Linked DNA regions of Homo sapiens: region 2 is linked to region 1. A link is an interaction called in ENCODE POLR2A ChIA-PET data of the cell type or tissue named here. Cell type or tissue: Panc1. All regions are shown on one strand. Links, peaks and the distances in the headings refer to the core of each region. The heading gives the core; the rest is flanking DNA. Region 1 has its middle 17 kb from the start of RHOH. Region 2 overlaps RBM47 (RNA binding motif protein 47).

Region 1 (14,337 bases), core at 5,044-7,543:
AACACAAGGAAGTCAGGGTATGTCCTGAGTTGGAAAGTAAATGACCAGTGTCGTTTTAATTACATGTAGCCATTTAAATTTTTTTTTGCACAAATGTCCAGAATGTGTACAGATTTTTGGCTTTGGATGAATGTAGGCTTTGTTTGTTTGTTTTTAAAGATTCCATTTACAGTATTAAAAATGGTCAAGAAAATCAGCTTACCAGAACACAGCACACTCCTTAAGTTTTCCTTACTTCAAGAGAAATTTTATAGTTGACCTATTGGCAAATCAGGAATAATCTGGCTAAAGCTTTGGGAGGCCAGATTCAGATTAGCATATCCCTTCTTCCTCACCAATTAATTTCTTGTCTTGGTAGTATTCCCTGCTTAAGATAAATGATAAATGTTGAGTCAGTGAAGTAAAATTGTGAATTTCATTCACTTTATTACTGATGCAATTATCATGAAAAGAACCAGCTTAAAATATCTGTGTGAAAATGAGTACTTATTTATAAATTGCAATTGGGCCCATAGATAAAAAACAACAGTGACAACAACAAAATATGTCATCCAGATGAGACTTGATACCAGTTGGCATGACTTATCAGGAAAAATAGTCATGGGCTCAATGAAAGAGAGACAAGTATGGGCACGAGTCAACCATGTTCTTCTTGAAGGCAATGATTTCCTTTCTTTGATCCTGGTGGCTCAGTCCTAGGAAGCAGACAATATCAGCTCACTGCAAATCAAAAAATCTTTAATGACATGGGAACATGCTCACAATATACTGTTAAGTGAAAAAAGCAGGTTACAAAACGAATTTGGATTCAACTTGTTGTATACACACATGCCAATGTTTATAGAGGCAACCTCTAGGTCAGGGGTCCCCAGTCCTGGGGCTGCAGACCAGTACCCACCCGTGGCCTGTTAGGAACTGGGCCGCACAGCAGGAGGTGAGCAGTGGGCAAGTGAGTATTTCAGGCATGAGCCATGCTGCCCAGCCACATATTTCCCAAATGTTCTGTAATGAGCATCTATCATTTAGATGAACCAGATGAAAAGTTGTTGTTCCTTTTTTATTTTTCTTAATTTCATTGAGCAAGTCTACCTAAGTTTTCTCTATAAACCCTTGTCACTGCTTCGGTCACAATGTTTTACATAATAACCAGTGATTTTTATAGCAGTTGATTCTCAGGGGAGAATCACTGAACCACAGCTAAGCATAGCAAAGTCATCTTCCTCATTACTCAGCTTACATAGGATCATATTTAGAGGATTCCAACCCAATGCCAATTCAAACTTCCAGACAGACTCCAAAAACAAGGGATTCCAGAGGCTTTTGCATCAAACCTCTTAAAAGGCCTGTCTTAACTTTCCCTTAAAATGGAAATTATACCTGGGAAACACATCCTGGGCAATCTCAGTAGCTTTCTCTTCTCATGGGAAGATAAAGGAGTACTCAAAAATAAAAAAGTGAGGTTTCTGGGTAATTAATTCAGTGTCTGTGCTCAAAAAGAAAGAGGTAGTGGGAAATGCTTGAGGATCATTAGAGGAAAACATGTTTGTGACAAGTGCAGTCAAGGATTGCAAGGTCTGGTTTCAAACTAAGCCTGCTGCGTTCTCATTATTATTATTATTACCTAAATTATTGTAGCTGTGCATTTTTTTAATCATTTAAAAGAAAAGGAAGTAGTTTTGTAATTTCTCCTAAATGAGTACCTTCCTGCTTACATGGCATTTTAAATTACATATAAAATTTCAAGATTAGTCATAAACAAATGTTTTTTGCTTTTTTTAAAAACCACATAAACCTTTTAAAAAGTAAAATTTCTATTAAAATGTTTTTTTCCAAATAATAAGTTTAAGTTCTCAAATGTTTACCAAAAACAAAACAAGCTTTACAATTTTGAGCAAACCTATCTCTATAGTATTTATTATTCAAAATAGAAAATAAAATTGTTTTTGTTCTCTAATTCTTGTCTTTTAATCTTCTAAATATACAATAATGAGATTTCTAAAAATACTTTGAAAGGGTATTCACATTACTAAGTTTTCTTTTAACTTTAAATTTTTTTCTTTCAAATTCAATTTACAATAGCCTTTTATATTATCATTTATCACAAGAAAACCATAAAACAGCAAAAACCACTATTGCTATTATTAGCAACATCTTCACTTTGTAAATGAGAAAAGTGAAGTTCAGAAAGGTTAAGCAACTTACATAAGGCCACACAGCCAATGAGTAAGGGGACTCCCTGAATCAATTTACTTCTACAGCATTTCCCCTTACAGAAGACAAATTACTTTTCAAATTAATTCATTACAGGACAACAAGAGGCACACGTCGAATGGAAGGGAGACCTGAAAAAAATAGAGAAAAACTGTTATTTTTAAAGGGACATGGATTTATTATTACAAAGAGTAAGCTATAAAATTAAACTATCTGTACAGTAAAATCCCAATTTATTTTTTATTTTATTTATTTATTTATTTATTTATTTTTTGAGACAGAGTCTTGCTCTGTTGCCCAGGCTGGAGTGCAGTGGCGCAATGTCGGCTCACTGCAACCTCCGCCTCCCAGGTTCAAGCGATTCTTACGCCTCAGCCTCCCGAGCAGCTGGGATTACAAATGTGTGCCACCACGCCCAGATAATTTTTGTGTTTTCAGTAGAGATGGGGTTTCTCCATGTTGGCCAGGCTAGTCTCGAACTCCTGATCTTTGATGATCCACCTGCCTCGGCCTCCCAAAGTGCTGGGATTACAGGCATGAGCCACCATGCCCAGCCCAAATCTCAATTTAATATGAAAAAAATTTTTCACGTCTGAAAGGCAACAAATAATTAGACCCGATAGTAATAGTGACTGTCTCTGAATGGTAAAATTGGAGATAATTTTTTCACTTTTTTCTTTAATTTTTTGTACTCTGCAGATTTTTAATGATCAGTAAGGATTAACTCTATAATCAGAAAAATAAACATTACAATCTATTTTTAATAAAGAGCTGTACTCATATAGTTTATTCTCTTCAGTGATTCTCTAATGTATTTGGTTTCACTTCAGTTTTTTGCTTTGCTGGGAATTTTTTATTTAAAAAAAAAAAGGCAGATGAAGTTTCATTGTAAAGAAAAAAAAATAATGTGAAGTCCAGTGCTGCATTTTGAGGGCCTGTTTCTCCATTCTAGCCCGTGCAGCCATACAGGGAAGCTTCTGAGAACTTAATCTGAAAACCATTTTTGTGGTTTTCTTTGTCTCCACAGTAAGTCCCACGTTTAACATAGATGACTACCTGCCCGATAGTCATGTCTTCTTCCTTGCTAAAGAACCTCTATTTTGAGATGGACAAAATGTTCTGTTCCAGGGGGTGAATCATGATGTCTAAGACTGAAAAAGAATCTTCTGATTCCTGCTTCTCAGCTTCCCCTGCAGCTATGAGTGGCTGTGTGACCCAGTCCTCATCAACGAAATGTTCGGGAAAGTCTTGCTTGCTCCTGGGAGAGGTCCTCCTCACCAGTTAAAGTAGACACGGGCAGGAGCACCCGTCTTCCTTACATGCTTTGGGTGTAGCCGTGGAGAATTAGATGCCTTGAAGGTTGCAGCAGCCCTGAGGACAAGCAAAGAAACCCAAAAAACTGCAGAGAGACACAGCAGAAGCCTGGCATTGTTGACTCACTTACCACCTCTTACTTTTTATTATGTGAGATAAATGTCTTACCTAAGCCACAGTTCATTACTCTAATACTTGACTGTCTTCTAATGATATAGTAACAAATAACAAAAAGCTTATGACGTTGAAGCTACCAACCTCTTATAAAATGTAAAAAGTAGGCCGGTCGCAGTGGCTCACGCCTGTAATCCCGGCACTTTGGGAGGCCGAGGCGGGCGGATCACGAGGTCAGAAGGTCGAGACCATCCTGGCTAACATGGTGAAACCCCGTCTCTACTAAAAATACAAAAAAATTAGCTGGGCACGGTAGCGGGCTCCTGTAGTCCCAGCTACTCGGGAGGCTGAGGCAGGAGAATGGCGTAAACCCGGGAGGCGGAGCTTGCAGTGAGCAGAGATCGCGCCACTGCACTCCAGCCTGGGCGACAGAGCCAGACGCCGTCTCAAAAAAAAAAAAAAAATGTAAAAAGTAGTTTAGCCAATACCCAACCTAAATGGCCAAAAATGTAGAATACTGTATAGAAATGATTGGTAGATTATCTTACTGGGATGTTACACACGGTCATTTGAAAATAGTATTTGGGAAGATCATGTGACCACATAAGGAGATGCTCATGATACAAGGTTACGTGCAAAAAGAGAAACAGGACTTGGGATTGTATCTGTGCATTATGACTACAACAGTGTTTCCAAAGACTATGAGGAAGCAAAGCCAAACCACTAACAGGAATTGTCTTAGGGTAACATGGTTGGTTTTATACATTCCTCTATTTTCTAAATGTTGGAACTTACACAATTTTTATATTAAAAAATATTAAATGGGGCCACGCATGGTGGCTCATGTCTGTAATCCCAGCACATTGGGAGGCTGAGGTGGGCAGATCACCTGAGGTCAGAAGTTCAAGACCAGCCTGGCCAACATGGTGAAACCCCGTCTCTACTAAAAATGCAAACATTAGCTGGGCGTGGTGACAGGTGCCTGTAATCCCAGCTACTTGGGAGGCTGAGACAGGAGAATCGCTTGAACCTGGGAGGCAGAGGTTCCATTGAGCTGAGATCCAGCCACTGCACTCCAGTCTGGGCAACAGAACAAGACTCTGTCTCTCTATACATATGTATATATATATTAAATGGACCAGCCTGGGCAACATGGCGAAACCTCGTCTCTACAAAAAAAAAATTTTAGCCCGGCATGGTGGCGTGCACCTGTAGTCTCAGCTTCTTGGGCACTGAGGTGGGAGGATCGCTTGAGCCTGGGAGGTGGAGACTGCAGTGAGCTGTGTTCCCGCCACTGCACTCCAGCCTGGGTGACAAAGTGAGACCCTGTCTCAAAATAAATAAATAAATAAAATGAACTCAGACAAGCAATTAGCTTACATCCCTGGAAGGATTTATACCAAATACAAGGATCTATTTGGCTCCCTACTGCCTACAGGACAAAAGGAAACTTCTCAGCCTGACCCTCAAAGCCTTTCCTAACGTGGCATCTGCCTCTCTTTCTAGCCTGATCTTTCACCCATGTCCTGTTCGAAGCACATGAACACCTTTTCCTGTCTCTGCGCATGTTCTTGTATCAGCCTGAAAAGCCTTTACTGTATGCAAGGTAAAACACTGTTAGTTGTGTTAGAGACTGCTGACTATCCCCCAAAATCCGTTTCCTTAGCAACAGAACATAATTTTCAACTGAGCACTGTAGCCAATAATAAAGGTTATTTTTCCCAATCTTCTTTTCAGCTGAATGTAGTCATGTGGCTAAGTCCTGGGTAATGGGGTGTAAGCAACCTCCAGGCAATCCCAGGAATGTCTTTAATGGGAAGAAGTACTCTCTTCTTTGTCCTTTCTCTTTTTTGGAGACAGAGTCTTGCTCTGTTGCACAGGCTGGAGTGCAGTAGCATGATCTCAGCTCACTGCAACCTCCGCCACCTGGGTTCAAGCAATTGTCATGCCTCAGCCTCCATAGTAGTTGGGACTACCGGTGTGTGCCACCATGCTCGGCTAATTTTTGTATTTTTTAGTAGAGACGGGGTTTCACCATGTTGGCCAGGCTGGTCTTGAACTCCTGACCTCAGGTGATCTGCCTGCCTTAGCCTCCCAAAGTGCTGGGACTAACAGGCGTGAGCCACCGCACCCGGACTTCTTTGTCCTTTCCTTCTTAAGTGCTTACTTAAGTTTGAGCAGCCACCTTGAACTGTGAAATGAAAGCCGCGAGTTGAGCTCGGAGGAACAAGAGAGAAGAAAGCCAAGTCCCTGAAGATGACATTGCTGCCATACCAGCCTTGGAGCACCTACCTCTCAGTTTCATTTGCACAGTAGGGAAAAACCAACTTCTATCTTGCACAGCCCACCATTGCTTGGGGGTTTTCTGTCACATACAATTTAATCTAATCCTAATTGATATGTTAATCTACAAGATGAGCTAGTATCGAAAATGTTTTGAGAAGAAGGGATGACAACAGTAGCACTGAATTGCTATCCGGAAGAAACGAACAGAAAGTTGGGGAAGTTTCAAGCTTGCTTGAAAAAGAAAACAGAGACAAGAAGAGACAGTGGGTTAGCAATATGGTGACAGGCTAGAGCCACCAATGACTATTTTAGGGGAGAGAACAAGGGCAAAGATTTGGCCAATGTATATATATTTTTTTCTTTTTTGAGACAGACTCTCGCTCTGTCACCCAGGCTGGAGTGCAATGGCGAGGTCTCAGATTACTGCAACCTCTGCCTCCCAGGTTCAAGCAATTCTCCTGTCTCAGCCTCCCGAGTAGCTGGGACTACAGGCACATGCCACCATGCCCGGCTAATTTTTGTATTTTTAGTAGAGATGAGGTTTCACCATCTTGGTCAGGCTGGTCTCGGACTCCCGACCTCATGATCCACCCGCCTCAGCCTCCCAAAGTGCTGGGATTACAGGTGTGAGCCACCGTGCCTGGCCTACAGTTTTTCTTTATACCAGGATAAGGTCATGGTAGACATATTGTTTTACAACTTATTTTTGTTTTGTTTTCACCAATCAATATAGCAAGGACAAGAAGTCTGGAAAATAGATTAACCTCACCCTTTAATAGCAACATAATAGTCCATTGTATGGAAGTACCATAATTAATTTAACTAGCCCATCTTGATGTATTTCACTTTTTTGCTATTACCAACAGTGCTATACTTGTACAAAATGATGTAACACGTTTTGTAATTGTGAACTGAATTGATTGTACATGAATGAATTGTGCATGAGTAATTAAGTATTCCTGTGGAATAATGACAGGAAGTGACTTTGCAGGTTTCAGAGTAGATTTTTTTTTTATTGTAGTAGATATTGCCAAATCCACTCCAGGGAAGTCCACCAGTGATGTATGAGAGTGACTAACTATCTGCCTGCATTATCACAACACCAGATGTTAGAAATCTTTTTAGATTTTATCAGAAATTTTTTTAGTTTTCTAGTTGAAAAGTGGTGTCTTGCTGATTAATTATTATTGAGATTCAACATCTTTTCACATATTTACTGGTCATTTGTATTTCTCCTCTAAAATGGCATATTTATATCTTGTGCCCATTTTTTTCTATTGAATATTGTTATATCAGTTTAGAAAAGTTGTTTGTATATGAAAGATATCAATAATCTGTTTATATGTTACAGACATTATCTCTCAGTCATTTGTCTTTATTTTATTTATGGTGTCTTTTGCCATGCCCAAGTTTTTAAGTTTAGCAATTGCTTAGAAAGATTTTACCACTCTAGGCCAGGCGCGGTGGCTCATGCCTGTAATCCCAGCAGTTTGGGAGGCCGAGGTGGGCGGATCACCTGAGGTCAGGAGTTCAAGACCAGCCTGACCAACATGGAGAAACCCTGTCTCTACTAAAAATACAAAAGTAGCCGGGCGTGGTGGCGCATGCCTGTAATTCCAGCTACTCGGGAGGCAGAGGCAGGAGAATGGCTTGAACCCAGGAGGTGGAGGTTGTCGTGAGCCAAGATCACTCCACTGCACTCCAGCCTGGGCAACAAGAGTGAAACTCCGTCTCAAAAAAAAAAAAAAAAAAAAAAGAAAGGCTTTACCACTCTAAAATGTAAACAATATTTTCCTATAATTCATGATTTATCATTCTTTCAAAATTACATTGCAATAATATAATGGTTAAGAGCACAGTCTCTGGCACCAACCTGCCCAAGTTTAAATCTTGATTATGCTGTGTAACCTCAGGAAAATTATTTAATTTCCATGTGCCTCAGTTTCCTCAACTGTTAAATGGGGATAATAATAGCCTCTACACCTCTTATGGCTGTTGTGAGGATTAAATGAATTAGTACATACCAACTGCTTAGCACCCTCTTGCAACACAGAAGATTTCAATAAACATTAGCTACTATTAGTTTTGCTGTGACTCAATGGTAGTTTTCCAAAATGTTTTTCGTTTGTTTGTTTGTTTGTTTGTTGAGATGGAGTCTCACTCTGTCGCCCAGGCTGGAGTGCAGTGGCTCGATCTTGGCTCACTGCAAGCTCTGCCTCCCGGGTTCATGCCATTCTCCTGCCTCAGCCTCCCAAGTAGCTGGGACTACAGGCGTCAGCCACCACACCCAGCTAAATTTTTTTGTACTTTTAGTAGAGTCAGGGTTTCACCATGTTAGCCAGGATGGTCTCGATCTCCTGACCTTGTGATCTGCCCGCCTCGGCCTCCCAAACTGCTGGGATTACAGGCATGAGCTGCTGCGCCCAGCCTCCAAAACGTTTTAATATCTACTAGGACCCATAAATAAATGCTCCACAAATACATCCATTCCTTATAATGGTCTTATGCTTTCTGCCACCTGCTGCTATCAATAAAAATGAAAAATCGGCAACCACAAAGACAGAAAATGAGAAGGGCAGTGTCACACTGCAAATCAAATAGAAGTACCAGCTGCAAAAACTCAGCCAGGTTTAAGCAAATACAAGAACTTGAGGCAGGGAGTTTCAACTGTGAGTCTTGCCCTGACAGAGCTCTCCGACAGCAGCTGCACTAAGCATGTCTTATCCCATGGAAGGCAAATGTGTGCTCATATTGAAAGGAAGTTCGTTCCCTACACATTTCGCATGTCTCAAGGAAACTGTGCAGACGGAGTCTGTTCAAACCTTTCCAAAACTTTGTTTTGTCCTGGGCAACTTATTTCGTTATCTAGAGAGCTGGATATTGTCCTTGTTAAGCATGGTAGCTGGAAGACCAAGAGTGGTGATTGTTTTTTACAATGATAAAGTATGCCCACGTTAATAATCATTGAAATCTACCAGAAAGGTACATGCTGCCCAAGTACCACTAGTTACAATTCTTCAATCTCTTTCATATCTGTGAGTACCTTTCTTGTGCCTAAAGATGAAGGTTTTTCTTTTCTTTTTTTTTTTGTTTTGGTGGCGGGGCGGGGGAGTAGTCTTGCCGGAGGTTTTCCTACAACATTTATATATCTTAAAGGAACAACTTTTGATTTTACTTGCTAACTCTTGCTTTATCATTATTTTCCAATTTATTCATTTCTGATTCTATCCCATTTGTGTTGACACTGACAGTTGAGAGAAAGGTAAAGATTGTTTTTAGATTGTACACATTTCTGAGCAAAGAATTCATCCTCCTGTTTTGTTTTGTTTTGTTGGGTTCTTTGTTTGTTTGTTTGTTGGACCCAGTCTCGCTCTGTCACCCAGGCTGGAGTGCAGTGGCATGATCTCGGCTCACTGCAACCTCCGCCTCCTGGGTTCAAGCGATTCTCCTGCCTCAGCCTCCTGAGTAGCTAGGATTACAGGCACCTTACTTTCTACTTACTGTTTTTTTGTTTTTGTTTTTTTCTGGTTGCTTAAGTTAAATGCCTCATCTTTCTGTTTTCTGTTGCTCTCATTTCATAACAAAAGCATTTATTTGAGACTATTTTATTCAAAGGACAGAGTGAACCCATGCAGGCACCTGGGCTATGTAAGATTTGTGAAAATAAAGTTGCTGTCCCCTAAAGAGCCCTGCATGTGAGATGACTGCAGAGAAGATGGAAGAACATTAGAGCTGGGAGCAGCCGTAAAGAGAGCCAAAGCCTTACACTCTACAAATGAGGGATCTGACACTAGAAAATGAGAGCATTTGATACTGAAAATCAGATATCCTCACACGGAGTCTGTGCTCTAGTTGAGGTAGAAGTCTTTATTTTTTTTCTTCTTATTTATTTTATTTTTTGAGACAGAGTCTTGCTCTGTCACCCAGGCTGGAGTACAGTGGCTTGATCTCAGCTCACTGCAATCTCTGCCTCCGGGGTTTAAGCAATTCTCCTGCCTCAGCCTCCAGAGTAGCTGGGATTACAGGCACCTGCCACCATGCGCAGCTAATTTTTGTATTTTTAGTAGAAACGGGGTTTCACCATGTTGGCCAAGCTAATCTCGAACTCCTGACCTCAGGTGATCCACCTGCTTCGGCCTCCCAAAGTGCTGGTATTACAGGCGTGAACCACCGTGCCGGGCCCAGGAAGAAGTATTTAAAAAGCAAAACAACTACAAATTCCCTTTCCCTCCCTTCCTTCCCTCTGCATGGTACCAGATCACCTGTTATCTCCCAAAGAACCTAGTTATCTGTTTCCTTTCATAATCAATAGAAACATGAAATACTGTGTGAATTCTGTGTTCAGAGTTGAGCTTTAGCTAGGCACGACCCCCTCCAGGTTGGTCATTGGAGGAAAGTTCTGGAAGACAGAGAAGCAGGCTAGCTTTCCACTGCTGTCTGCTGCAAAAATACTCTTGGTTGATGTTGCAGGACTCTTCCTTAATTCCGCCAAAGAGGGGGTTCTTATCCGTCCCACAGCCACGAAAATGTAGGCTTGCAGACGGTTTAAAGGATGAGAAAAGGATTTTATTGGGTGAAAAGGGAAAAAAGCGGGGGAAAACAGGGATCCCCCGAAAGGCCAGAGTCTCCTGCTAGAGCGCTTCCCGCACGCAGTTTGAATCCCAGGTTCTACCCAGGAAGAGGAGGGGCCAGGTTCCTCCCTGCTGCAAACAGCATGAACTTCCCGAGGCTCCACCTCAGTGGGCAGGTTGGGTGGAGTTTCTTCAGGGACCCTCTCCCACATGGCTGTCTCAGGGACATCTGCTTTGACTGTGAATTCTAGCACAGGGAGCTTGAATAATTAACTCAGTGAGAAAAGAGTATCACAATTATTCAGGCATTTGTTACGGTTACTGTTCTCGTGTTTTCTCCCAGTCGCCACAGAGTGACTTCAGTGCCTTAATCCTACATTTCTTAACTGGAGTTGGGGGAGAGGGAGGCATGCTTATCAGAATCACCTCGGGAGTACTTTTGTCAAAACTATACACTCTCCACTCCTTGTATGATGAACAATGATCTAATCAAAGAAAGGGAGATATAAGGGACAAAAATTAATCTAAGAATCTACTTTTGGAAACAAAAATAAGGATAGATGTTCATATTCTTAGTGAAGATTTTGATCAGCATGAATGTCCAACAACAGGAAAATAAATTATGTTATTATTATATGTTTGTAACTATTTCTTTTTAGAACCTCAGAAAAGATGGTTTAACTTTTTTATCTTGCAAAATCATTGCAAGATGAAAAATCATTTTTCATCATTGCAAAGATACATATTTATAAAATATGATCACAACTATTTAAATGTTTATATACACAGCAGAGAGGCTGGATAGGAAAATCATCAAAATTTGTTTTTTTTCTTTCTCTTTTTTTTTTTTTTTTTGAGACGGAGTCTCGCTCTGTCGCCCAGGCTGGATTGCAGTGGCCCGATCTCAACTCACTGCAATCTCTGCCTCCCGGGTTCACGCCATTCTCCTGGCTCAGCCTCCCAAGTAGCTGGGACTACAGGCGCCCGCCACCGCGCCCGGCTAATTTTTTGTATTCTTAGTAGAGACGGGGTTTCACCGTGTTAGCCAAGATGGTCTCGATCTCCTGACCTCGTGATCCACCCACCTCGGCCTCCCAAAGTGCTGGGAATACAGGCCTTTTTTTTTTTTTTTTTTTTCTTGAGACGAGTCTCTGTTGCTCAGGCTGGAGTGCAGGGGCGCAATCTCGGCTCACTGCAACCTCCGTTACCTGAGTTTGAGAGCGATTTTCCTGCCTCAGCCTCCCGAGTGGCTGGGACCACAGGCGCCCGCCACCACGCCCTGCTACTTTTTGTATTTTTTGGTAGAAACAGGGCTTTGCCTTGTTGCCCAGGCTGGTCTCAGAAGAGCCGCCCACCTCGGCCTCCCGAAGTGCTGGGATTACAGGCATGAGCCTCAGTGACCCGCCAGTTGTTTTTCTTTTGAATACAATACATTATTATTACCTACAGTTCTCATGTTTTGCATCAGATCTCCAGACTGGTTCATCCCAGGTGTCTGCTACTTTGTATCCCCCCATCCTCTATCTCCCTACTTCCTACCTCCCACCCTGCCCCAGGTAATCACTATTTTATTGTCTTTGTATATTTGGCTTTTTTTTTTTTTTTTCTATATTTCACATATATACCAGGCTTGGTGGCTCATGCCTATAATCCTAGCACTTTGGGAAGCTGACGCACATATGGCCAGGAGTTCCAAACCTGCCTGGGTAACATGGGTAACACACCGAGACCCTGTCTTTACCATAAAAAAAACAAACTTAGCCAGGCACAGTGGCATGCACCTATAGTCCCAGCTACTAGGGAGGCTGAGGCAGGAGGATTGCTTGAGGCCAGGAATTCTAGGCTGCAGTGAGTTCTCATTGTGCCACTGCACTCCAGTTTGGGCAACAGAATGAGACTGTCTTTGAAAAAACAAAACAAAACAAAATTTTACATGCAAGTGAGACCAAGCAGTACTTTTCTTTCTGTGACTGGCTTATTTTACTTAACATAATGTCCTTCAGGTTCCCACGTGGCAGCAAATGGCAGGATCTCCTTTTTTTTTTTTTTAGGCTGAATAATATCCCAGAGTCTATCTATAGCACAGTTTTTCTTTTTTTCCTCCCAAACTGCTGTGAACACTAAGCACAGTTTTGTTTGTTTTGTGACAGCATCTCACTCTGTCGCCCAGACTGGAGTGCAGTGGCGCGATCTCGGCTCACTGCAACCCCTGCCTCCCAGGCTCAAGCGATTCTCTTGCCCCAGCCTCCCGAGTAACTGGGATGACAGGTGCGCACCACTACACCGCCTAATTTTTGCATTTTTAGTAGAGACAGGGTTTCACCATGTTGGCCAGGCTGGTCTCAAACTCCTGACCTCAAATGATCCACCCACCTCAGCCTCCCAAAGTACTGGGATTACAGGCGTGAGCCACCGCACCTGGCCAGCAGTTTTTTTAATCCATTCTTCAACACACACTTAGGTTGTTTCCACATCCTGGCTACTGTAAGTAATGCTGCAATGAACATGGAGTCCAGATATCTTCATGAGGTGGTAATTTCATTTTCTTTGGGTATATGCCTAGAAGAGGGATTGCTGGCTCATCTAGTAATTCTATTTTTAATTTCTTTAAATGATCACGGCTCACTGCAGCCTCCATCTCCTAGGCTCAAGTGATTCTCCTGCCTCAGCCTCCCAAGCAGCTGGGACTACAGGCATGCACTACCACATCGGGTTAATTTTTTTATTTTTTGTAGAGACAGTGTCTTGCTATTTTGCCCAGGCTGGTCTCGAACTCCTAGACTCAAGCAATCCTCCCGCCTCAGCCTCCCAAAGTGCTGGAATTAGGCATGAGCCACTGTACCCAGCCTCTCGTCTTTTTGACAATAGCTATCCAGTTGTTTGTTTTCAATGAGATTAATAAAGACTTCAAATTTCTTCTGCTTTATACCTTTTTTTGTAGTTTTAGTGTTTTTTTCTCACAAGCATTATTACTTTTATAATTAGAAATAAGCCCAGAAAAGTTTATGAGTAAAACTTCAAATCCGTACTTTCTATTTCTTGCCATCAGTTCAGGAAAAAGAAAAAAAGAAATGAGAAAAGAAAAGGGAGGTAAAAGGAGAGGACAGGGGAGCAGAGAGAGGAAAGAGAAAGTGATAACGCAGAGAAAAGGAAATACTGGTTTGCCAATAGAGGTGATATGCAAAATATTTAACAAGAGTTCGGCCCAGGCTCTCTGCAGTGAGAACACAGTTTGACTTTGACTGTGACTAACTGGTCCACTTGCACTGGTGTATATCCACTGACTGTCAGCCTGTTTTCAGGCTCACTTTACAAGGAAGGGTGTGTTTGGGAATACACTGTTAACCTTGCACAGAGCGTATTTCCCTTCACCTCCATCTGATGTTCATCATCATGAGCCTTACTTGGCTGCCCCAGTCAAAATGAACTTCTTCCTCTGTTCCCTCATACCTCTCACGTAGTGTGTACTACAAATGCTGCCTCCTAGTATAGCAATGAGTATCCTATTTTCTTTCCTGCTATTGTGTAAATCCTTGAGGACAGGGGTTGTATTCCCACAGCATCTAACTTGCCAGGGATCACATTCTCATCTTCATCCAACTACATTCAAGCAAAAACTATTTGTGATCATGGGGTGCTTTCCAGGGAGTTCCTGCATTTAGGGTAATCAGCTACCTTTTGCAATTTTGGGTGGCCAATTTGTCCATACCCAGGATCTGAGCAATTTGCTGAGGTGGGAGAACAGAGGTTTCCTAAACTAGCCCCTCTAAGGGGACAAGGGGTTCAAGGGGAAGTTGGCCTGATGCGCAAGAGATGTCCTCTACTGATGGTGATAGTAGAG
Region 2 (17,239 bases), core at 7,960-10,459, 360 kb before region 1:
TCCCACATTTTCAGTGGTGACTTTTAACACATGTATCCAGCTGTGAAACCACTACCCCAATCAAGATGTAGGAACTAACATCTCTGGAAAGTTTTCTCATGCCCCTCTGCAGTCAGTCTCCCCTCGAAGGCCCCACATCCCCTTTAATCTTTAATCGTTGAGAACATTTTACCTGACACAAAGCATTTTATAACTTTAAAGTAATGATCATGCACAAAATTTATGGTCTTGTGTAGGAGACCATGTGAGAATTCGGGAGAGATGCAAGGAAATCAAACCCAGCTTCGTTCCAAGACAGCTCTGTTGGGTTTGACCCTTTGTGGCTGTGGTGGTGGTTATCCTCTGGCTAATATTCATGGAGAGGGAGAACTGTCATTAACTGAACAATCATTAATTTCCCATTTGTTCTTTAATATTTATTTCTGCTGTATTTAACATTTATTACTGCGCACGGTGGCTCACACCTGTAATCCCAGCACTTTGGGAGGCCGAGGCGGGTGGATCACAAGGTCAGGAGTTCGAGACCAACATGGTGAAACCCTGTCTCTACTAAAAATACAAAAATTAGCCAGGCGTGGTGGCACACGCCTGTAATACCAGCTGCTTGGGAGGTTGAGGCAGGAGAATTGCTTGAACCCGGGAGGCGGAAGTTGCAGTGAGCTGAGATTGCGCCACTGCACTCTAGCCTGGGCGACAGAGTGAGACTCCGTCTCAAAAAAAAATTAGCTGGGCATGGTGCCACACACCTGTAATCCCAGCTACTTGGGAGGCTGAGGCAGGAGAATTGCTTGAACCCGGGAGGCGTAGGTTGCAGTGAGCCGAGATCATGCCACTGTACTCCAGCCTGGGCCACAGAGCGAGACTTCATCTCAAAAAAAAAAAAAAAACGAACAAACAAAAAAAACATTTATTGCACCTATGTACTCGTATTATTTAACTTAAGGAATCCTCCCTCTAAGGGAAGTGCTATTATTATCCTTACTTACAGACTGAGGAAAATAAGAGGGAGACTGAGGTACTGGCTGGGCGTGGTGGCTCACGCCTGTAATCCCAGCACTTTGGGAGGCAGAGGCAGGTGGATCACTTGAGGTCAGAAGTTTGAGACCAGCCTGGCTAACATGGTGAAACCCTGTCTCTACTAAAAATACAAAAATTAGCTGGGCACGGTGGTGCGTGCCTGTAGTTCCAGCTATTCGGGAGGCTGAGGCAGGAGAATCGCTTGAACCCAGGGGGCGGAGGTTGCAGATTATGCCACTGCACTCTAGTCTGGGCAACAGAGCAAGGCTCTGTGTCCCCCCCCCCAAAAAAAAAGAAACTGAGGTACAGTCATGTGTGGCTTTTGATTGATAAAAAGAATGAGTAAGGTTAGTTTCCTGATGAGGATAAGTGAAATTAAAAGTTTCTTAAGAAACTCATTTTCTCATTGATCATAATAATATGTACCCAGGCCAGGCACAGTGGCTCATGCCTGTAATCCCAGCACTTTGGGAGGCCAAGTTGGGCGGATCACTTGAGCTCAGGAGTTTAAGACCAGTATGGCCCACATGGTGAAACCCTGTCTCGGCTAAAAATACAATAATTAACTGGCATGGTGGCATGTGCCTGTAATCCCAGCTACTTGGGAGGCTGAGGCAGGAGAATCCCTTGAATCCAGGAGGCAGAGGTTGCAGTGAGCCGAGATGGTGCCATTGCACTACAGCCTGGGTGACAAGAGCAAAACTCTGTCTCAAAAAAAAAAAAGTAATATGTACTCAGATTTAAAAGCCAGGGCTTCTCTTTCCCTACATAATGCCCTTGGGCAGTGTCACCCGTGGCTGCAGCTGAACGCCATGATGACTGACCTTGACCGGCAAGCATCCCTATGTCTGTTTCCCTATTTCCTGCCTTCTTTGTCTCCAGACAGGTCGCCCTGCCTTTAGCCCTCCTCTGCATTGTGGTCAGAGTGATCCTTCTAACATGCAGTTCTGGTGATGTCACCTTCCTGATTAAAATTCTCCGATGGCTCCCTCGGCAATCAAATGTGGGCTCCTGGTTCCTTGCCTTGGCAGCGGCACGTCCTGTTGCTCTCCCCTGCCCGTCTTCACCCTGGCTGTGCTCAGCTCATTGTCGTTCTCCAGAGATCCTGTACGCTCTTATGTCCCTGCACCAGGAACTGACTGTTCTGTCTGGAAAATGCCCTCTTGTCTTTCAGATGTGTCTGCCGGGTAAACTGTTATTCATCCTTCAGGACTTGGCTCACATGTTCCCTGATTGACACAGACATGGGATCATCTTCTTCCCAGCTTCCAGGGCCCCTTGTGGATTAGAGCTGGTGTCACGTTGTTTTATAATGGTCTCGTCCCAACTCTGTGCTCCACTAATCTGTACCCTCCTGGAGGGCAATGACTTTGTCTTCTCAACTTGACATTTCTAGCCCAGCTCAGCACCTGGACTCACTATCCACACTGTAATACCACAAAGGCAGAGAACATATTCACCACTGCTATTGCCATTGCCTGGCATAGGGCCTGGCCTGTAGGAGGCATTCATTTCATATTTGTTGAAAGCATTAATAATGGGTGTTTTTAAATATCATACTGTAATGGTTTAGCTCAGGAATTGCAACCTGAAGGGCATCATCAAGCCATAGCCGTCTTTTGTATGGCCTCATAGTATTTTAAGTTTTTTGAATTTGATACCTTTGGATAGAGCATGTGCTCTCCTGTTTACCACTGTTTAATTGCACAGTTAATCCACTCTGATTATCATGCCCTTGACCTCCTTACTCATCTGCGACTCATCTGGTCCTGGGAGATGAGGTTGGGGGATGTGGGGAGGGGCAGTGTATTTCTTTGTTTAGGCTGCCATAACAAAATACCATGGACCAAGTGGCTTTAACAGCAGACATTTATTTTCTCATGGTTGTGGAGGCTGGAAGTCCAAGATCAAGGTGACAGCAGGGTTTGTTTACCTGGAGGCTTTTCTGCCTGGCTTGCAGATGGCTGCCCACTCACTGTGCCCTCACACAGTCATCCCTCGGTCTGTGTTGTCTGTGTCTGAATTTCCTCTTCTTATGAAGACACTGGTTATATTGCATTAGGGCCCATCCCCGTGACCTCATTTAATCTTAATTACCCATTTAAAGACCCTGTCTCCAAATATAGTCACATTGTGAGATACTAGGGGTTAGACCTTGAATTTATGAATTTGGCAGGGCAGGGAGGGGCACTGTATATCCTAGAACAGGAAGAGACATGAACTCTCTAGTACTGTGGTCTGTTCCTTGCATCTGATTCCTGTTTTATAACATGTCACTAAAAGGGAACCCAGGAGCTAGCAGAGAGAGCAGTTTGTTCACTGAGGCACAATTTGGATGGTTATAATATGCACCTGCTCAAACACCTGATCTCTACTCTGGTCCCTTTGATCTTGGTACCATATTCATGTTTCTTAAGCAGCTAACATTTAGTCAGAATGCCAGGTAGAACTTAGGTGCTTTTCAGTTTGGAAATCCATACCCTTTTTCATTCTATCACTCCAAAAACTGATGTGTGGGCTGCAGACTTTATTTGCCAAGGGTTAGGTGGACAGGAGAGGTAAAAGCTGTATAATGACATGGCACCACCTCCATTTGCTGTAAGCAAACAGCCAGGTCCTTTATTACCCTTGAAACAGGCACTCGTGACACAGGTTGGACTCACCGAAGCAAGTCAAATGCCAGGTTTCTGTGGGTCAAAGTTCCTTCCAGCACTGTATGTTAATCAGAAGCTCAACCTTAGTTAATTTGGCCATTGCATTGGGAAGAACTTTGGAACAAATGATTACTGAGCTGGACTGCAGGAGTTAGCATAGCCCAGTATTTTCTTATCCAAGAGGTACGTTGTAGTCTTTCTTGGAGGGGATCGCAGGAATGAGACATTTGTCACAGCTTTATTTATTCTTGGTGGAACAGTAGTATAATAAAATCTTCTACACTGAACCTAGCTAATCAAAAGTATTTACTTGCTGTAATCCCAGCACTTTGGGAGGCTGAGGCGGGTGGATCACATGAGGTCAGGAGTTCAAGACCAGCCTGACCAACATGGTGAAACCCCATCTCTACTACAAATACAAAATTAGCCCGGAGTGGTGGTGCATGCCTGTAATCCCAGCTACTTGGGAGGCTAAGGTGGGAGAATCACTTGAACCCGGGAGGCGGAGGTTGCAGTGAGCTGAGATCATGCCACTGCACTCCAGCCTGGGTGACAAGAGGGAAACTCCATCTGGAAAAAAAAAAAGTATTTACTTAAAAATATGAAACTGAATTGTTAGAGAATATTATTTGTGTATAGGCAGAAAAGCCAGCTGTAGAGGGCTTCCAAGGTGAAGGAACATTTAAAACTAACACAACTCATAGTGATTTAAATGATTTTGAATTTAATGTGCCTCTGCAGAAAGAATTTTAAATGAACATAATAATCATAGCCGCCCTTCATTGAACATTTTCTCTGTGTGCTAGGCCCCAAAGGCTTCATATCTCTTGTCACAATGTCTCCAACAAATGGGTACTATTAGGCCCATATTAGATGAGAAAAACTCAGAGGTTCAGAGAGGCTGAGTAAAATGCCCAAGATCAACCAGCTAGCAAGCAGTAGAGTGGAGTTTCGAGCACCTGGTCAAACCTGTGAGCTTCCCCTCCCTGTTAGTCCACTTTTTATACATTTCCTCTTCTCTCCCTCTCTTTCTCTTTTATTTATTTATTTATTTATTTATTTATTTATTTATTTTTGAGAAGGAGCCTTGCTCTTGTTGCCCAGACTGGAGAGCAATCGCGTGATCTTGGCTCACTGCAACCTCCGCCTCCCGAGTTCAAGCAGTTCTCCTGTGTCAGCCTCCTGAGTAGCTGGGACTACAGGTGCCCACCACCACGCCTGGTTAATTTTTGTATTTTTAGTAGAGATGGGGTTTCACCATATTGGTCAGGCTGGTCTTGAACTCCTGACCTCAGGTGATCCACCTGCCTCGGGCTCCCAAAGTGCTGGGATTACAGGTGTGAGCCACTGCGCCTGGCCTCTCTCTCTCTCTTTTAAAGACAGGATCTCAGGCCGGGCGCCGTGGCTCACGCCTGTAATCCCAGCACTTTGGGAGGCTGAGGCGGGCAGATCATGAGGTCAGGAGTTCGAGACCAGCCTGACCAACATGGTGAAACCCCGTCTCTACTAAAAATACAAAACATTAGCTGGGCATGGTGGGGCATGCCTGTAATCCCAGCTACTTGGGAGGCTGAGGCAGGAGAATTGCTTGAACCTGGGAGACGGAGGTTGCAGTGAGCTGAGGTCTCGCCACTGCACTCCAGCCTGGGTGACAGAGCGAGACTCCGTCTGAAAAAAAAAAAAAAAAAAAAAGGATCTCACTCTGTTTTCCAGGCTGGAGTGCACGATCATAGCTCACTGCAGCCTCAGAACTCCTAGGCTCAAGTGATCCTCTCGCCTCAGCTCCTCCAACAAGCTGGGACCATGGGCGCCCAGCTAATTTTAAATTTTTTTGTAGAGATAGGCTCTCACTATATTGCCCAGGTTGGTCTCAAATTCCTGGGCTTAAAGTGATGCTCCTGCCTCGGCCTTCCAAAGTGCTGTGATTACAGGCATGAGGCTCTCCTTTCTCTCTTTGTCATAGTAAGATTTTCTTTCCTTGAGTGTCTTTTAATTAATATGAAACGGAATAGTCTTGCAGAGCTGGCAAAATGATGTGACCAGTGGAGATTTCCTATATTGCCTGGTTATGTAGCTTCCCTTGTAGTTCCAGGCACACACAACGGCCTGTGATAATAGCAAAACACCATGTTCCTTCTTCTCACCCGCTCTCCCAGTTCCATTTAGTGATCACTAACTTTGGACTTCTCAATACCAGCCTTTGGGTCAGTAGTGTTATTTTTTTCATTTCACAGCTCAGGTAACGGAGGCCTTGGAAAGAGACTCTGCGTCAGGTCACCCAGCAGAGATCAGCAATCCTTGGCTCACTGAGGAGGTTTGGTAAGTTGGCATCATCTTCACCATGACTCAAATGCACATAACCCGGTGGCGGGGGAGAAAAGTGGGTGAACATCACATAGCGACATCAAAATGCTAATCCTTGCCACCCCCCTTTGTTTTTGTTTTTACAAACGTATTGTTGTTGTGTTTGTTTAATTTACTAGGCCAGAGTGCCCTGTATGTTTGTAAGCACAAATGTCCTCAGAGGACTCCCACAGCCAAAAAGAATGACAGAGGTGTATTTGAATGATTTCAGTGAAACTCTTTTAATACTGATTTCATGAAAATGTCTGGTGGTGGGTTCTTCCTGTAGCATTACTGCATATCATCAACTAGAATGCATCCCCCGCCCTTCACACATACAATTTAACATGTCTGAAATTCGGTGCACCTTATGCAAACAGGTCTGGTGAAATACAGCATTTCTCTGATAATCCCCAAATGACCAGCATTAAGTATTCCCTACCTTCTATTTTTCACACAATACAAATGTTTTTTTTTTTTTTTTCTTTTTAGAGGGTTGAATTTTTAAGGGTAAGAAATGCATAGTCTGATGAGTAGATGATTAGTAAGAAGTCTGTGCTTACCAAAGAAAGAATTTAGGTTTCCTTTTTTGTTTTTGTTTTTGAAATGAAGTCACATTATCACCCAGGCTGGAGTGCAGTGGCACGATCTCGGCTCACTGCAACCTCTGCTCCTGGGTTTATGTGATTCTCCTGCCTCAGCCTCCCGAGTAGCTGGGACTGACTACAGGCACGCACCATCACACCTGGCTAATTATTGTATTTTTAGTCGAGATGGGGTTTCACCATGTTGGCCAGGCTGGTCTCAAACTCCTGACCTCAAGTGATCTGCCCACCTCAGCCTCCCAAAGTGCTGGGATTATAGGCATGAGCCACCACACCCAGCCAGAATTTAGTTTTCTAATACTGAAAGAAAAACTTTTTTTTTTGGTGACTTCATATGATAGTCTTGAGATGAGCACCCCAAGGACCTTGTAAATAGTGGGCGCTGGCACTCAGAACAGCCCATGTGAGATAATGAAGCAGCCTTCCAGACATAAGATCCCAGAATCAGACACTTATCCAAGGTTCCCCTCCTGCAATCAGCGGGTAGGAGTTTGCAATGAAAACACTCCATGCTATGTCCCAGAGTGACTCGTTCATTTATCCGTGAAAGCAGAGTCCAAATCCATGTTCATGTTAAATGTGCAGAAAAATAGCATCTTGAGAGTTAATGCCACAGAATGGGCATGATTCCCTAAGCCACATTTGCCTGATTGAGACAGACTTTAACATTTGCAAAACCTCCATGTTATGAGACCCTATAGGTGATAGTACATGATCTGTAGGGATACAAGTAAATCCATTAACAAACATTTTTTGAGCACCTGCTATGTGCCAGGCTCTGTGCTAGGCTCTGTGCTAGATGTAGCATAATTAAGAAGTAATTAGGACAGAAAGGATTGCTGTCCCCACAGGGCTACTTTAGTAGTCACAGAAGATATTAAATAATACATTAACAGAGTAATGAGTGGGCTGATGAAGAACTGTAAGGAGTTAAGAGTCTAAAACAAGAAAACCTAAGCTAGCCAGAGTGGCTCACGCCTGCAATCCCAGCACATAGGGAGGCCAGGGTGAGAGGATCACTTGAGCTCAGGAGTTCAAGACCAACCTGGGCAACATAATGAGACCTGTCTCTACAAAAATTTAAAAATTGTCATCCCATTCTCTACTGGAAAATAAAAAATTAGCTGGGTATGCTGGCACGCACCCATAGTCCCAGCTACTTGGGAGGCTGCAGTGAGAGAATTGCTTAGGCCTGGGAGGTTGAGGCTACAGTGAGCCAAGATTGCATCACTGCAGTCTAGCCAGGGCAACAGAGCAAGACCCTATCTCGAAAAAATAAATAAATAAAAACAAGAGGACCTAACATAATCTGAGTCAGGAGGTGACTATTGGGAAGGTTGCTTGGAGTTTGAATGGCATTCTAACTGAGACCTGGAGGATAGGCAGAGGGGGATTGGAGACAGGCGGCAGTGGCTACATTAAACAGCCTTTGCAGGGGCCCAGTATGGAGAGAGTGTTGGGGTCAAGGAATAGCATGAGCTATGGGGGGAAAGGGAAAGGGAGAGGGAGAGGCTTCAGAGAACAGGTGTCTCTTGTAAAATGAAAACTTAGTCAAATTTCTGGAAGAATCTTTAAAACCTCTTAAAGAGATTGATTTCAGACTGATGATCAGATTTTTTTGTTTTTGTGGTTCAGACAGAAATCTTACCTTGTGTATCAGCATTATTCCCTAGAGTTAGAGCCCAAGTATTGCTCCCCTGCTAATCCTTTGAATTCTCCCCAAATCTATGTTCTTAATTTACCTCACCTACCTCCCCAAGGAAGGTAATCAGCTTCTAGTAAGAGGTGGTTTTCACAGACAATGTGTCCACATTTCTTTGTCTCTGCATCCTTGATGGCATCCAGGAAAGGTGATCATCGACATAGTCAATGTATGTGTACGATTCTCCCACCAAGGGCAGGATTTAAAAAATAATGCTTTAAATAGAATGAACAGAGGCAGCTACTTGAACCAGCTACTTGACTCTACTTGTGCTTTGAACGTGTGAGATTCTCAGGTTTCAAACCTTAGTGCTCTGTGTTGACATTTTCTTTTTCTTTTTCTTTTTTTTTTTGAGACAGAGTTTTGCTCTTGTTGCCCAAGTTGGAGTGCAGTGGTGCCATCTCGGCTCATTGCAACCTCCGCCTCCCGGGTTCAAACAATTCTCGTGCCTCAGCCTCCCGACTAGCTGGGATTATAGGCATGCGCCACCACACCGGCTAATTTGTTGTATTTTTAGTAAAGATGGGGTTTTCACCATGTTGGCCAGGCTGGTCTCGAACTCCTGACCTCAGGGAATCCACCCACCTCTGCCGCCCAAAGTGCTGGGATTACAGGCGTGAGCCACCACACCCAGCAGTGTTGACATTTTCTATCAAGAGTACTGCTGAGCTGGCGCCCTTTGGCCAGTTACTGAACTGACGGATGCAGAAATTTACACATGTTCATGTATACACAAAAGGAACCCTAATTCCATGGAACTGGCCTTCTCAAGCTTGCTGATTTCTTAGTTATGAGTAAATTTGATGCGATTTTTTTTTTTTTTTTTTGAGAGAATCTTGCTCGGTCACCTAGGCTGGAATGCAGTGGTGCAATCAGGGCTCACTGCAGCCTCGAACTCCTGGGCTCAAGCAATTCTCCCTCCTCAGCCTCGTGAGTAGCTGGGCCCAGCTAATTTTTAATTTTTTATAGAGATGAGGTCTCGCCATGTTTCCCAGGCTGGTCTTGAACTCCTGGGCTCAAGCGATCCGCTTGTCGTAGCCTCCCGTAGTGCTGGGATTGCAAGTGTGACCCACTGTGCCTGGCTTGATTCAAAAAAAGTCCAGGTCATTTCCTGACTTTCTTTGAGATGTTTATTTGTTTTATGACCTTATATAGAGCTTATTTCACAATACAAAGAATAGAATGAGGATATTATATATGATTTATATCAATAAGCTTGACATTTAGGTTATATGGAAAAATTCCTGGCAAAATGTAAATAATGAATCTTAAAGTTAGCTGATTAAAAAAACCAAATAAATAAATAAATAAATAAAATATATAAATTAAAAAACCCAACTGAAGGAGAAAAAAACCTATATAGTTCTATAAGGAAAAAAATAGTAGGGTTTTTTCCCCATTATTCCCCATTTATTATTATTATTATTATTATTATTATTTTTTTTTTTTTTTGAGACAGAGTTTCACTCCTGTTACCTAGGCTGGAGTCAATGGCGTGATCTTGACTCACTGCAACCTCCGCCTCCTGGCTTCAAGCAATTCTCCTGCCTCAGCCTCTTGAGTAGCTGGGATTACAGGCATGCGCCACCATGCCTGGCTAATTTTGTATTTTTAGTAGAGATGGGGTTTCTCCATGTTGGTCAGGCTGGTCTTGAACTCCTGACCTCAGGTGATCCTCCCACCTCGGCCTCCCAAAGTGCTGGGATTACAGGGGTGAGCCACTGTGCCCAGCCTGTTTATTTTTAACAAAGAATTTTAACATCCTTCTTATATTCTCTTTTGGTTAATTTCTTTTTTAAATTTTATTTTATTTCATTGACAAATGATAATTGTACATACTCATGAGGTACATAGTGATGTTTTGAGACATACCATGTAAAGTGTTTAGATTGGGGCCTTGATTTTTCTCAAGCCACAGCAAGCATATTTTCCTTGATCAACATGGCACCTGAAGTTAGATGGTGGCGATCTGTAGGAAAGATTAGAGGAGGAAATACCACAGGGCTCCTGATGGGAACTTTAAGTAAAATAAAAATAGTAAAACATTTGGAGTCCTTACCCTTTCCTACTAATCATAGCCTAGATTTTCATTCCAAGTAAGTTAATAAATTAAGAGGTAGATATTATTTAACTCACAAGTTGAAAATGCAAGTTGCATTTGAAAAGGAGGAAAACGTGGCCTGGTGAAGACATTGTTTCTTTGGTAAATGGCTCTTCATATTTTGGAATTGTAGCTCATTTAGTGAAGTCACAGATCTCTTAGAAATAGATTTTCCTAAAATCCCTATCCTAATAACCTAATAATTACTAGAAGATATATCTTTTTTTTTTTTTTTTTTTTTTTTTTTTTTGAGACAGAGTCTTGCTCTGTCGCCCAGGCTGGAGTGCAGTGGCACAATCTCGGTTGACTGCAACCTCTGCCTCTCAGGTTCAAGTGATTCTCCTGCCTCAGCCTCCCGAGTAGCTGGGATTATAGGCACCTGCCACCACGCTCGGCTAATTTTTGTATTTTTAGTAGAGACGTGTTTCACCATGTTGGCCAGGCTGGTCTCGATCTCCTGACCTCAGGTGATCCACCTGCCTCGGCCTCCCAAAGTGCTGGGATTACAGGCACGAGTCACCGTGCCTGGCTTAGAAGATACACCTTTTGGAAAATGGCCTCCTCATCATGTTGTTTCAAAAAGGCAGACTCTAACCCAGTTAAGACTTCAGGTAAAACTCATGTGGTCCATATGAGGGATGCTTACTAAAGAGCAAATACACCCAAAGGTCAAACAACTGAGCTAAAACACATTGACTTTTCCTTGGCCAACCACTGGTAGGGAACTGTCACAAAATGACCCCAGGCTGCTCAAGGCAATCCCAAAAGGCAGCTTCTAAAAACGAGTTTTCTGCTTCTTCACTTGAAAATGGAAGAGATTTTTTTTTCCATTACACATTACTTGGTACTGTTTATTTTGTACAATGTAGCTTTTTACTACAAAGAAGGGGAAAGTGGCCTATAATTTAATTTGATTTAAATTAAATCTACATAGGACCATCATATAAAAGATACTGGAACAAGTGTGTGAGGGATACAAAGATAAATCAGACCACTATCCTGGCCCCAGCAGAGTTTAAGAATGAGCATTTAAACATTTAGTTAATAAGAAACATGGCTGGGCACAGTGGCTCACATCTGTAATCTCAGCACTTTGGGAGGCCAAGGCAGGCAGATCTTTTGAGGTCAGGAGTTCGAAACTGACTGGCCAACATGGTGAAACCCTGTCTCTATTAAAAATACAAAAAAATTAGCTGGGTGTTGTGGTGCACATCTGTAATGTCAGCTACTTGGGCTGAGGCAGGAGAATCACTTGAACCCAGGAGGCAGAGGCTGCAGTGAACCAAGATTGTGCCACTCCACTCCAGCCTGGACAACAGAGCAAGACTCCGTCTCAAAACAAACAAACAAACAAAAAACAAAAAAGCCTGGGCGCCATGGCTTACACCTATAATCCCAGCACTTTGGGAGGCCAAGGCGGGCAGATCACAAGGTCAAAAGATCGAGACCATCCTGGCCAACGTAGTGAAACCCTGTTTCTACTAAAAATACAAAAATTAGCTGGCCGTGGTGACGTGCGCCTCTAGTCCCAGCTACTTGGGAGGCTGGGACAGGAGAATCGCTTGAACCCGGGAGGCGGAGGTTGCAGTGAGCTGAGATCGTGCCATTGTACTCCAGCCTGGCGACAGAGCAAGACTCTGTCTCAAAAAAAAAAAAAAAAACAATACCAATAAAAGAGCATCCTACCTCACATATGTAATGGTATATTTGAAAATGCAGTAGAAGTTACTGGATCCCTTTTCTCATCTGTATCCAGATTTGCCAGGGAGTATATTCACTACCCTCTTGTCTGGACCTCTCCCTTTTCTTTCCTTCTGCCTGATCTCTGATCAAATTTGACGTCAGTGTTAATTTAGGTATGGAGCCTGCTGGTATTGAAAACTTATGCAAAAGTAACCCTGAAGTCCTTTGCTGTTTATAAACATAAATGTATAATTACCACTATGATGCAGACTGAAGAACTTTCCAAGACTTGATGTAGCTGGGCATGGTGGCACACGCACACGCCTGTAGTCCTAGCTACTTGGGAGGCTGAGGCATGAGGACCACTTGAGTCCAGGAGTTCAAGGCTGCAGTGAGCTGTGATTTATGATTGTGCCACTGCACTCTAGTCTGGGCAAAACAGTGACATCGCATCTAAAAAAAAAAAAAGAAGGAAAAAAAAGACTTGTCAGAGTAATTGCGCCGAATTTACATTTAGCCCATGGTGAATACAGACAACCAGTGACTTCATCACAAAGCCTTCCTGTAAAAGCTAAGATGTTGCTGAGATCTGCTTTCTGGACCCAAACAGATATTTGGAAAAATGGTTTTTGGTAGAGTGTAAGAGCAGTGAGTTTAAGGCTAATTCCAAACTTAATGATTTGCCCTTTTAAAATCAGTTCATCAGCCTGGGCAACACAGTGAGATCGTGTCTCTACAAAAAAATTTAAAAATTAGGCCAGGTATGGTGGCTCACGCCTGGAATCCCAGCACTTTGGGAGGCTGAGGCAGGCAGATTGCTTGAACCCAGGGGTTCAAGACCAGCCTGGGCAATGGTGAAACCCTATCTCTACAAAAATTAGCCAGGTGTGGTGGCTTGCACCTGTAGTCCCAGCTACTCAGGAGGATCTCCTGACCCGGAGGCTCAGTCAAGGCTGCAGTGAGCTGAGATGGAGGCACCACACTCCAGTCTTGGAGACAGAGAGAGATGCTGTCTTAAGAAAAAAAAAATAGCTGGGCATGGTGGTGCATCCCTGTAGCCCCAGCTACTTGTGAGGCTGAGGTGGGACGATTGCTTGAGCCTATGAGGTCAAGGCTGCAGTGAGCCATGATTATGCCACTGCACTCCAGCCTGGGCAACAGAGTGAGACCCTGTCTCAAAAATAAATAAATAACATAAAATAAAATTAGTTCATTCATGTGGGCAAAAGTTTCATAGATCTAGTGGTTAGTTACTTTGTCTGTGTGCTCTTTGATGTCTTGCTATTTGCCAAACAAGATAACCTATTTTCAAAACTGAAAAGGCAGGCTGGGCGCAGATCATTTGAGATCAGGAGTTTGAGACCAGCCTGGCCAACATGGTGAAACCCCTCATCTCTACTAAAAATACAAAAACTTAGCCTGGCGTGGTGGCAGCTGTCTGTAATCCCAGCTACTAAGGAGGCTGAGGCAGGAGAATTGCTTGAACCTGGGAGGCAGAAGTTATAGTGAGCTGAGATCATGCCACTGCTTTCTAGCCTGGATGACAGAGCGAGACTCTGTCAACAACAACAATAAAAAAAAAACAAAAACACACACACACACACCAAAAACTGCAAAGGCAGAGAGGTGGATATGAGCCATGACTCAACCAATAACATGGCAGGGAAGCAGACAATTACCTACAAAAGGAGGCCTGTCTACCTAAACGGAAGAGGTCTGGACCTACCATAGAGGAAGAAAAAGAAAATTGTGGGCATCAACAAAGTGTATGTGTCTTTTGGCAGAATAACAGGTCAATAATGGCTTTATGCTTTGTAGGATGGTATTTAATGCTCTAGAAAGCAAAGAGAATACTCCAAGGTTATGAAGCCGAAATTGGTAGCTAATGTCAGCGTTGAACCTTGAGGCAAATTTCATGGGTGATACTTAAATGTCAGCCCTGTAGTTTCCAAGAACAAGGTCTCCAAGCCAGTCATTAGACATGCATCAAAGTTCTGCTGAGGTGGGGCCTCATCCCGGGCTGCACTTTGGGTAAAGCAGGTTGCCCCAAGTGTGTCAGTGGTTGCTGCACCGTGGGCAGACAGAAATAGAATGTCTGACATTCACTTCAGCCATGCTCATTGGTTTCTATGCAGGTGTTGCCTGCCAAGAAGTAGCAGTAGAACAGCCGCATTGCTTTCATAAAGAATGACAAAATTTCTATGTCTGCAAAATAAATGAGTTATTTGAAACTAAGAACAAGGTCAGCAAAATACAAGTGACACCTCAAGCAAAGAATGAAGTGGGCATTGAAATACCATACCAGAGGCTGGGCGCAGTGGCTCACGCCTGTAATCCCAGCACTCTGGGAGGCCAAGGCGGGTGGATCACCTGAGGTCAGGAGTTTGAGACCAGCCTGGCCAACATGGTGAAACCCCATCTCTATGAGGGGGAAAAAAAATATATACGAGGCCAGGTGTGGTGGCTCATGCCTGTAATCCCAGCACTTTGAGAGGTCAAGGTGGGCGGATCATAAGGTCAGGAGTTCAAGACCAACCTGGTCAACATGGTGAAACCCAGTCTCTACTCAAAATACAAAAAGTAGCTGGGGGTGGTGGCAGGCGCTGGTAATCCCAGCTACTCGGTAGACTGAGGCAGGAGAATCGCTTGCCCCGGGAGGTGGAGGTTGCAGTGAGCCGAGATCTCGCCACTGCACTCCAGCCTGGGCGACAGGGCTAGACTCCGTCTGAAAAATACAAAAACAAAAACGAAAAAAAAAAATACAAAAATTAGCCAGACGTGGTGGTGGGCACCTGTAATCCCGGCTACTCAGGAGGCTGAGGCAGGAGAATCGCTTGAACCCGGGAGGCGGAGGTTGCAGTGAGCTGGTATGTGCCACTGCACTCCAGCCTGGGTGACAGAGCAAGGCTCCGTCTCAAAAAAAAAAAAAAAAAAAGAAATACCATACCAGGCTGGTATGAAAAGGTGCTGAACACAAACCAGGCCTTTCAGTCTAGGCATGTCAGTACCCACTGATTTTTGTTCATCTATACCTGTGTAATCAGTGATTCTTGGAATCTTAAAATATTGGAGTTGTAAGGAACCCTAGAGGTCTTAAGAAAATAATGATGATTTACATTTACTGAGGGTTCACTATATGCCAGGCATAAGGAAGTCTTTTACTTGTATTATCAGTTTTACTTGTATAGCCTCATTTGATCTCTTCCATAATCTCTAAAGAAGGGGCTAGGATTCCTATTTTGTCAATAAGAAAACAGACTTAAAAGACAACAGGGAACTCACACAAGGTCATACAGTTCATGCATGGCAGAGCTGGCTCACATACCTACGTCAGTCTGAGGCGAGTTTGCATTTTTTTTTTTTTTTTTTTCTGAGACGGAGTCTTGCTCCATCGCCCAGGCTGGAGTGCACTGGCACGATCTCGGCTCACTGCAAGCTCCGCCTCCCGGGTTCACGCCATTCTCCTGCCTCAGCCTCCAGAGTAGCTGAGACTACAGGCGCCCGCCACCATGCCTGGCTAATTTTTTTGTATTTTTAGTAGAGATGGGGTTTCACCGTGTTAGCCAGGATGGTCTTTATCTGCTGACCTCGTGATCCGCCTGCCTCGGCCTCCCAAAGTGCTGGGATTACAGGCGTGAGCCACCGCACCCGGCCGAGTTTGCATTTTTTAACTACCAGCTCCTTAGAGGGCCAAGGGATTCTCAGAAAAAGGTATGTCCATCGACATTCTGACCAGGTCCCCAGGAGTTCGCTAACTCACAGTTCAGTGAAAATGACCAAAGGATGCATTGAAAATCATGGAATCTACACCCTGAATTTTAGCTATACGGAGTGTAATATGCAATTATAAAATGTATTGGTGGGTTCTATTTTGGCCTCTAGCTCCCACATCACTAAGGAACTTGCTGTAACCCTTAACCCAGGTGGCTAAGGGCACAGTGTGGATCCCAGCTGCTCTGCTGTCCCTTGAACTGTTTTTTCTCCAGGGCATCTTCTTGTGTTTCAAGTTTCAATCATGTTGTGAATTTTAAAAAATTACCAGGCTAGGCATGGTGGCTCAGGCCTGTAATCCCAGCACTGTGGGTGGCTGAGGTGGAAGAATCACTTCAGCCCACGAGTTCAAGACCAGCCTGGGCAACATAGTGAGACCCCATCTCTAAAAAAAAAATAAATTAAAAAATATTAGCCAGGCGCCAGGCATGGTGGCTCATGCCTGTAATCCCAGCACTTTGGGGAGGCCGAGGCATGTGGATCACCTGAGGTTGGGAGTTTGAGACCAGCCTGACCAACACGGGGAAACCACATCTCTACTAAAAATACAGAATTAGCCGGGCGTGGTGGTGCATGCCTGTAATCCCAGCCACTCGGGAGGCTGAGGCAGGAGAATCGCTTTAACCTGGAAGGCAGAGGTTGTGGTGAGCTGAGATCACACCATTGCACTCCAGCCTGGGCAATAATAGTAAAACTCCATCTCAAAAAAAAAAAAGAATTAACCAGGCATGGTGGCACGCACCTGTAGTCCCAGCTACTGGGGAGAGGGAGTGGCAAGGGTCTAGGATGCAAGGATCATTTGAGCCCGGGAAGTCGAGGCTATAGTGAGCCATGTTTTTGCCACTGCACTCTAGCCTGGGTGACAGACTGAGATCCAGTCTCAAAAAATAAAACAAAATAAGACAAATCAATTCACAGACAACACTTACTGAGACTCTGATTTAATTGGTCTGAAGGGGAGCCCAGGAATCAGTATTTTTTAAAAATGTATAGATAACCTCTGGTGTAAACTTTTGCTTATTGGCCTGATGAATGTCTTTGTATTGCTCTTTCCTACCTGAGAGCTTTTTTTTCCCTTCTTCTTTTTTTTTTTTTTTCTTTTGAGACAGAGTCTTGCTCTGTTTCCCAGGCTGGAGTGCAGTGGTGCGGTCTCAGCTCACTGCAACTTCTGCCTCCCGAGTTCAAGTGACTCTCCTGCCTCAGCCTCCCAAGTAGCTGAGACTACAGGCATGCACCACCACACCCAGCTAATTTTTGTATTTTTAGTAGAGATGGGGTTTCACCATGTTGGCCAGGCTGGTCTTGAACTCCTGACTTCAGGTGAACCGCCTACCTTGGTCTCCCAGAGTGCTGGGATTGCAGG

The links. Peaks named below come from ENCODE experiments on the same cell type or tissue, not always from the same donor. Only the 100,000 strongest peaks of a DNase experiment are listed, where the experiment ranks them.
Region 2: POLR2A ChIA-PET joins it to region 1 with 6 read pairs; 4 of 35 experiments call an interaction of 5 or more read pairs at or near these places.

What each region holds. Positions count from the first base shown.
Region 1 is chr4:40,173,104-40,187,440 of GRCh38, reverse strand. It overlaps a transcript of N4BP2 not described here. Among named protein-coding and RNA genes, the nearest start is that of RHOH, 17 kb to the left of the region's middle. RefSeq lists an enhancer at 1,556-1,625. In Panc1, for the core only: no CTCF peak of the experiment used is centred there; no DNase peak of the experiment used is centred there; H3K27ac peaks cover 918 bases.
Region 2 is chr4:40,533,173-40,550,411 of GRCh38, reverse strand. RBM47 (RNA binding motif protein 47) reads left to right here. Exons shown (of 7, transcript NM_001098634.2): 2 at 5,906-5,990. Among named protein-coding and RNA genes, the nearest start is that of MIR4802, 40 kb to the right of the region's middle. In Panc1, for the core only: no CTCF peak of the experiment used is centred there; no DNase peak of the experiment used is centred there.